3 separate regions of the Homo sapiens genome follow, and all the other regions are linked to region 2. The links are chromatin loops, found by intact Hi-C in ENCODE. Cell type or tissue: PC-9. All regions are shown on one strand.

Evidence for each region. A loop is a pair of places that touch in the nucleus more often than their neighbours do. Peaks named below come from ENCODE experiments on the same cell type or tissue, not always from the same donor. Only the 100,000 strongest peaks of a DNase experiment are listed, where the experiment ranks them.
Region 1: a loop joins it to region 2, with 7 times the contacts of the local background. A loop is called at or near these places in 5 of 110 quality-filtered maps.
Region 3: a loop joins it to region 2, with 11 times the contacts of the local background. A loop is called at or near these places in 4 of 110 quality-filtered maps.

Annotation. Positions count from the first base shown.
Region 1 is chr3:24,241,239-24,243,738 of GRCh38, reverse strand. The region is part of intron 3 of THRB (thyroid hormone receptor beta); the gene reads left to right. Among named protein-coding and RNA genes, the nearest start is that of THRB-AS2, 91 kb to the right of the region's middle. In PC-9, no CTCF peak of the experiment used is centred here; a DNase peak (open chromatin) is centred at 1,378; H3K27ac peaks cover 1,534 bases.
Region 2 is chr3:24,493,811-24,496,310 of GRCh38, reverse strand. THRB (thyroid hormone receptor beta) reads left to right here and starts at 1,461. Exons shown (of 11, transcript NM_001354712.2): 1 at 1,461-1,659. It overlaps THRB-AS1 (THRB antisense RNA 1), which reads right to left and starts at 2,224. Exons shown (of 2, transcript NR_046244.1): 1 at 1,820-2,224. In PC-9, a CTCF peak has its summit at 1,081; DNase peaks (open chromatin) are centred at 710, 1,060, 1,420 and 1,910; H3K4me3 peaks cover 2,500 bases; H3K27ac peaks cover 2,500 bases.
Region 3 is chr3:24,236,943-24,239,442 of GRCh38, reverse strand. All of the region lies in intron 3 of THRB (thyroid hormone receptor beta), which reads left to right. Among named protein-coding and RNA genes, the nearest start is that of THRB-AS2, 87 kb to the right of the region's middle. In PC-9, CTCF peaks have their summits at 1,037 (motif pointing left) and 1,244 (motif pointing right); a DNase peak (open chromatin) is centred at 1,022; H3K27ac peaks cover 1,800 bases.

The DNA.
Region 1 (2,500 bases), 250 kb after region 2:
AAAAAACAGTCAACAACAGCAGCAGCAAAGCACAGAAGTAAAATGTACAGCATGTTAAAAGACACTAAGTACTATGGCAAAGAGAGACAGGAGAGGAAGATAAGGGGTATTGGGAAGCGCCGTGCCCAGGGAAGGGGCAGGTGACAGCACTGGGATGTTCAAATAGGCATCCCGAGAACTTCAGGTGTTCAACCCTTAATGGAGGTGAGGGAGGGACCCAAGCAGGTGTTGGAGGCATGAGCATTTCAGGCAAGGAAAAATCCTGACGCAAAAGGCCCTCTTGTAGGGGGCACATATGACACGTTCGAGGAAGAGGAAGGAGTTGGTGAAGCTGAAACTGGGAGAGGAGAGACAGAGAGGCAGATGGGGCAGATCCTTGTGGGAGCCACAGTGGGATTTTGAGCAGAGGGGTGACAGGAGCGGAATCGTATCCTACCTGTTGGAATGCCATTTTAAACAGAGATGAGAAGGGGCAAGGGCAGATGCAGGAGACCCCTGGATACTACTTCAGAGGCTACTTTAGGGCCTCTAAACCTAAGTGGCTCTCAATCTTGGCTGGGCATCAGAATCACCCACGCTGCTTTACAAACTGAGGCCTGAGCTACAGACACTAATTGGCCTGGAGTGCACCTGGGCACTGGGATTTTTTTTTTTTTTTTTTTTTTTTTTTCAAAGGTGCGCAGGTGATTTTGATGTGAAAGCCAGGTTGACCATGAGAGCTTTCAGAGCACTAAGTAGTCCCCCTGATTTGACTTTGCAGCTAGGAAACAAAACCCCACAGATGACCCCTCTTGCTCATTGGCAAAGCTGTGCTGAGAGGCAGCCAAAAATCTTGCTGCTATAGCAGTGGCAGGACTGGTGCTGCAGACAGTGTGCAAACTGGGATGGGGCTGGCTGGAGCCCACCTGGATCATCAGACCTTGAGGTCAATCTCATTCTTTGGCTGGATGCAAACACGAGCCTCTGAATGTGAGAGCAAGGCTTTCTCTCTGCACCTAAGAAAGGGCTTATTGTAATATATTAGGGCAGAAGAGAAGGATAAGGCTAGAACCTCAAGAAGAAGGTATGTGATTCACTCAACAAACAGTGTTTAAGAATAATAGTGACAGTGTGCCAGGCATTGTGCAAGGAGCAGCTGAGAAAAAAATAAGGTTTAACTGTCCTTGCCCAAGCCAAATGGCTCAAAGTGAGCACCGTCTAATATTTCAAAATGTGTTATTTGTGGGAAGGCTTTAAATAAGCCAGAGGGGAGGGGGGATTCTTCAGTTGCATATCTGAGCTGCTGGCATTTCTAATTCAGAGGGATGAATAGAACATTATTGTGTTGCATCGGTACAAGTACAGCAGGAAAAAAAAAATGCTTGGAGCCGTGAGCCGAACATGAATCAGCAATCTGGTTCTATTGTTCGGAAAATAATCACCATGCTGGGAGCATGGAATTTAAGAATCATGCAGAAATGCCCTTCCCCCTCCCAGCAGGAAACAGACATTGGCTAAAACATGCCATCTTGTTTTTGGCTTCCTGAGCTGAAAAGAATGTAAAAAACTTGGAGAGGATTTAGGGAAAGCTGATTTGTAAATATGGAAAATACAACCCATAAGAAATGGGAGATAATTTAGACCCAGTGTTGGCAACCTCTCAGAGGTGGCACGCCAAGGGAGTGTTTATTCACTCTTGTGAGCAGGCAGTACAGCTGCCCTAGCTTCAAGAAATAACTCATGTTTTTTGAGTTCCTACTATGCACTGATCAGTGTGCTAACTTGTGGGGGGAGGAAGGAGAGTGGTCCCTACCTTTTGAAGACCTTCTAATTTGTGGCGATGGGCAGGGGAGTGCACCAATACTATAAAGCAGTAGTTCTCACACTCAAGTGTGCATCAGAAACATAGGACCCGAACCCCACCTTCAGAGTTTATAACTCATTAGGTCTGGGATAGAGGCGGTGCATCTGCATTGCCATCTTGTTCCCAAGTGATCTGATTCTGCTGCCTGCATACTTTGAGAACCCCGCTCTAAGAAAATAAGTACAAGGGGCAGGCAAGGAGGGTTCAATACAGAAGTCCACTAGAAAGGTGCACTTGGTTTGTTGGTGCAATAGCAGGTACCCCTTTTTGGATCTGTTCTCTAGCACCTAGCTAATGAGTGTTAATTGGCAACGTGCTTTGGATAGATCACACTGGCCATGACTGCCACCATCCAAGGAAGGGTGACAAGAGGCACAAGAATAGATTTCTCTGTAGGCCTGAGGAAGTTGAGCAGGACATAATACAGTAAGACATACACATGTGGCCTCGCAGTGGCAGAGCAAATGGCTGTAGGGTTAAGAGGACAGTAGGGTGACCTGTCTCCACGCTCAAACTCAAGCACTTCTCCCATGAGCAGAAGGTCTCAGTGGAATCACCTGAGTGGCTTTTCTAAGTACGCATTATTGGGCCCAGGCCTGGAGACGGTGAGCAAAGCTCCTCAGATGATTCTGCCGTGAAAACCCCTCCTTGAGAACT
Region 2 (2,500 bases):
GTGTTACACGAATAGATGTGAATATTAAATTATGATGTCGGAATTATTTTAATACTGTCTATAAGAAATTAATTGTACTCTGTTGTCAAAGTAGTTTTGTTGCAACTATAGTTCCTTATTGACTACCTTTTAGCTGAGTGAGGACTCGGTATTTCCCAAGTATCCTTCTAGCTCAGAAAGCAAGTCTCTTCCTGGTCTCCAGGACTTAAGGTCGGGGGCATTTGAGAGACCTATATTTGCCCGGGAAAGATCTCTTGAAGAGTATACATTATTTTTGTCTTCCTGGTTTTATCTATACATTTCCAGGGCAAAGACAAATTAATAGGGCGGCCGTTCTGGGACCTGAGGAGTGTCTCAGCCCTGTACGCGCCTCTCCCACGATATGCATAATGGCGGTGGGGGCGGGGGTGTCCTCCTTAAGGGCAACCCAGGCACGTCCCAAACTTCCATTCGTGGGGTGGCCGTGGTGGTTAAGAGAGCTGCCAGATGGTCGGACCAGCGGAGGCCCCAAGAAGAGCCAGAGCGCCCTGTATTCCCGACACGCGCCACAAGTGGTTTAGGAGCGGAGGGAGGAGCGCTGCGGCACGGGTCGGGCCGGTCGGGCCGGGCAAAGAAGGCCGAGACGTGCTCCTGGAAGACTCGCCCTCCGGTCCCGGTGTCACTCGTTCCCCATTCTTTCCTCTTCTCCAACTAGAGTAATGACGCCCAAACCCGCACCTATGCGCGCAGGCAATCGGGTGGGTGGACGCGCGGCCACCAAACCCACAGCACCGTCACCAACCCTGGGAGGGCACGGCCGGGATTAGGAGGAGGGGGAGCGCCCACACCTGGGGAGGCAGGTGCGGAGGCGGCCGGCCCGGGGACCTCGAGTGCGTAGGACTCGGGGTCGGGGTCGGGGTCGGCAAGCCGGGCGCTGTGAGCGCGTCGGAGCGCTGGCCCGGAGCCTGGCAGGGGGCGTCTGTACCGGCTGGGCAGCCCGGGGCGGTGGCGATGGCTGGCGGCGGCGGCGGGGTGTGCGCCAGGAGGCCATTTCCTCGCTGCGCCCCTGGCGGAGCCGGGTTTGCCTGCTCTTGGCCGCCGCCGCCACCGCCGCGCAAGTCGGACAGCCGTGAGGGCTGGAGGGGAAACCAGGTCACCGGTTCGCAGACGCGGCGCGGAGCAGGCGCCCCGGGCCCGGAGTAAGACAGCGCCCGGGAAGCGGGCCGGGGCGGGCCGGGCACGCGGGGGACCCGGAGAGGCGGGGACTCTGGTGCCCCAGCCGCAGTAGCTTCCTACGCCTATAAAAGTGGAGAGACCGGGGAGGTGCGGCGCGGCCCTGGCTGCGGCCGCCTCTCTTCGCCCAAGGAGTTGACATTTTGCAGGACTCGCGCGACGCCCAGTCGCCGGCGCTCCCCGGGACCCCGCCGCCGGGAGGAGGGGGCGGAGGAGGGTGGAGACTGCGGGGCTTGGCCAAGGAAGGCGCACATCCTCGGGCGGGCGGCCGTGACGCGGCGGGGATTAACTTTGCATGAATAATGTGAGTGCGCTTGGAAAAGAGACCTCCTGCTCCGCGGGCTCGGGGCAAGAGCCCGCAGGCTACCTTCCCCGGGCAGGGGCGCTCAACCCAACCGGCTCCAGGGCACTGGTAATTTGGCTAGAGGACCGCGCGGAGGCAGCGGGGTGAGAGGAGGAGGGGGCGACAGTTCCAACTGTCCACAGGGTGGGCGGGATGGTGACGGAGCGTCGCAAGAACCCGGAGGGGTGCGGGCGGCTAAGCCGAGCGCGCGCGGGCGGGCAGGCGGGTGAGCGTGGGTGGTGGGGGTGTCATCAGCCTGATTACCTGCCTCCGCGGGGCTTCTGCGCCCCGGATCTGGGAGGAGGTGCCCTCTCGTGTTCGGGCACCGCGCGGCGGCAGGCTGGGAGCTACGGAGTGGACAGTGGTGGAACAGGGTGGCCGGGCTCTGTTCCAATCGCAGCGGCTCTGTTCCTCAAACCCCAAGCCCAGCTGTTGACATGTTCCTTGTGAAATGGAGTTTGGCATCCTCAGCGCCGAACCCAGTGGAAGTTTCCATGATGAGGAAGTTGTGTGACATGGGGGTTCGGAAAAGGTTGGCAGGCCAGGGGGGAGGGTTAAAGGGACTGTGGGTCTCCCATCCCCCCTTTTTCGCCTGCCCCGGAACTCCCGGGCTTGGAAAGGAGAATTATCCTGGATGTTGGCGTGCGCCGTGGCCGGTGCCTGGCGACTGGGCTTCTCTCCGCCTCCTGGGGGCTTGGCGGGGATTTCGCTAGCCTCCTGGGTCGCGCTCCTTCGCTTTGCTTCTCTTGGCGCAGCATCTTCCTCTGGGTCTCCTCGAGTTGGTTGTGATACCAATTGTGCCAACTGTGTGACCTCCACCCCCTCGGAGAAGGACTCATTTGGGGGAATTTTCATTCTTAGTGGATTTTGCCCTTCTTAGCGGCAGTTGTCACTTTGGGGGAGGATTTCCCAATGACCATTGTGGGATTATTATTAGTGTTAATT
Region 3 (2,500 bases), 260 kb after region 2:
TTCTTGCAAATTGGAACTAATGATTGCTCTAATTGCTCTGGTGCATTCCTGAAAATCACCTTTGATACACACTGTTGAAAGACAAATTCAGGCTGTGTGTGCTATACCATGCACCTGACACCTCACAGAAAGCCACTGGAATTTCTGATAAAGAGCCAACAGAACCTTTACCAAGCAGAATTAAACAAGAACCTAATGTGCGACTGAATGCAGTGGCTCACGCCTGTAATCCCAGCACTTTCAGATGCCGAGGTGGGCAGATCACTTGAGGCCAAGAGTTCAAGACCAGACTGGCCAACATGGTGAAACCCTGGGTCTACTTAAAATACAAAACTTAGCCAGGCATGGTGGCTTGTGCCTGTAATTCCAACTACTCAGGAGGCAGAGATAGGAGAATTGCTTGAACCCAGGAGAAAGAGATTGCTGTGAGCTGAGATCATGCCACTGCACTCCAGCCTGGGTGACAGAGCAAGACTCTGTCTCAAAAAAAAAAAAAAAGAACCTAATGCGTGAGAATGGAGACAAAGTTTCCGAAGTCAATTTCTGCAAGAGCTTTGCAATGTAGCCCCATGTCCCCTGCCCCCCATTTGACACTGAAGAAGTAGTAAACAGTTATATTTATTAGGATAATTTTATTTTCATCTTCAAGGGAATTTCAGGAGCACAGCAGTCTTCATAACACTCCATTTAGGAAGATTATTCTTTTTATCCCAGGGTTAAAAATCTGAAGGAGCTCACTGCAGATTCCAGAGGCAGCAGAGCACTGGCTCAGACTGAGAGACACTGTCTCCCTGGGACAAGATTGAATTTTCTTTTAAATTTCAGATGATACTATCAAGGGGTCAAGTACTAGAGTCTTTTCTTATGACACCATCCAGGGTTGCAGAAGGGAGTGGATTGTTTGTTATTGTCTTACTCATTATCAAACTCTTTTTAAAAATCAATAATAAATCATTTGCTGCAGTCTTAATGTTTTATTTTCACATTCTTGTTTGTTGTTTTTCATGCATGTGTCTCAGTGAGTCACCTAACCACAATTATATATTCTGGCATCTGGTGGTTCTGCATGGTACCCTCATTCCTTAGGAATTAATTTCCCTGACATGATGAATGTGTTTCCAATCCGTTCATCACACACACACCCCACACACCCCCCCCCCCCCCACACACACACACACATACACACACACCCTCTTTAGCAGGGAGAAGTTACCCTACTCTCCACCAGGTGTCAGTAGAGTCAGTTTTAACAGCATGCTTTGGCCAAAGGGGCATCTGCTGAAGTTGTTTTTCCTGCTGTCAGACGTTTCCTCAAACTACCTCTGGGCTGTCCTCTTAAGAGACTATCTTCCATTTCTTAGGAGTGTTCGGAGATGATAGTCCACCTGTAGAGAAAGACAGCCATAAGGAAACCGCACTATAAACAGCAGGTGGCCAAGCTGGTCCTTTCAGGTTGGTCTCATAAAATTTTTACTGGCTGTTTTCTTCTTTACTTTTCTATCACTACCTTATTTGGCTTAAAAGTGCTCCATGTTTCACTCAATGTGACAATAAATTAGATGTGGTTGATGCTTTTAGATTTGCAGGGGGCTTTGTTTGTTTGTTTTAAGGCCCATTCCACCTCTGCCACTGCTGACCTAGTCCTCAACACAGGAATCGGATTTTACTCTGCTTGTAGCCCCAGAACCCAGCATTGAAGGGTATAGAATACTACCATGGATTAAGTGTGCACGTCCCACTTAACCCAATGTCACCTTTGAGAGCTACGGCCTTATTCCCATTTTAGGAATGGTTACTCCTGACTCAGTATCCCATATTTAAGTGGCAAGGCCAATGCTCTTTGTAACATGCCATGGTGACTTTGTCTGGGAGAGAGGTGGAAAAGGAGAGGGGAAGAGGAAGGGGAAGAGAGAGAAGAGGACAATGATTTGGCCTGGATATTGACTAACATAAAGAGTAGGGGGAACTCTAGAATGAGATTGTTGAACTGGAGTTGAGAGAGTGGGTGGAGTGGAAGTAAAAGTGAATTATTTTACTAAGAATAAAAAGAAATATCAGCAACAGCAAATTAAGCTCAGTTTCAACCATAGACCCTGGTTGAATTATTTCCCTTCCTGACGGCAAAACACTTACAGAGACTGCCTGAAAATCTGAAATGAAAAGTATAGCTTTGCCATTCAACAGTCATTTGCTAAAGTCTGTTATGTGGGGCATGAGTCTCCTGCCATACCCAGTGGAGAAATTCTGACTGCCTTCCCCTCCAAGAGGTGACCCACTCAGATTAATACCTGGGATACGGTACAGACAGAGCTTTCACTAGTTTTCCACATTTTTACTAACTCAGAGTTTTATGTTCCTCTTTAGGCTCATGCCCAGTCTAACTACGCTAGCTTTTCATATTTTTTCTCTTACTGATTTTTTGATACTACATTCCCAAATAGGGTTAGTTTTACTGAATACAAAAGGTGGATCACAGCGTGGTATGATTTGAAAACACCTT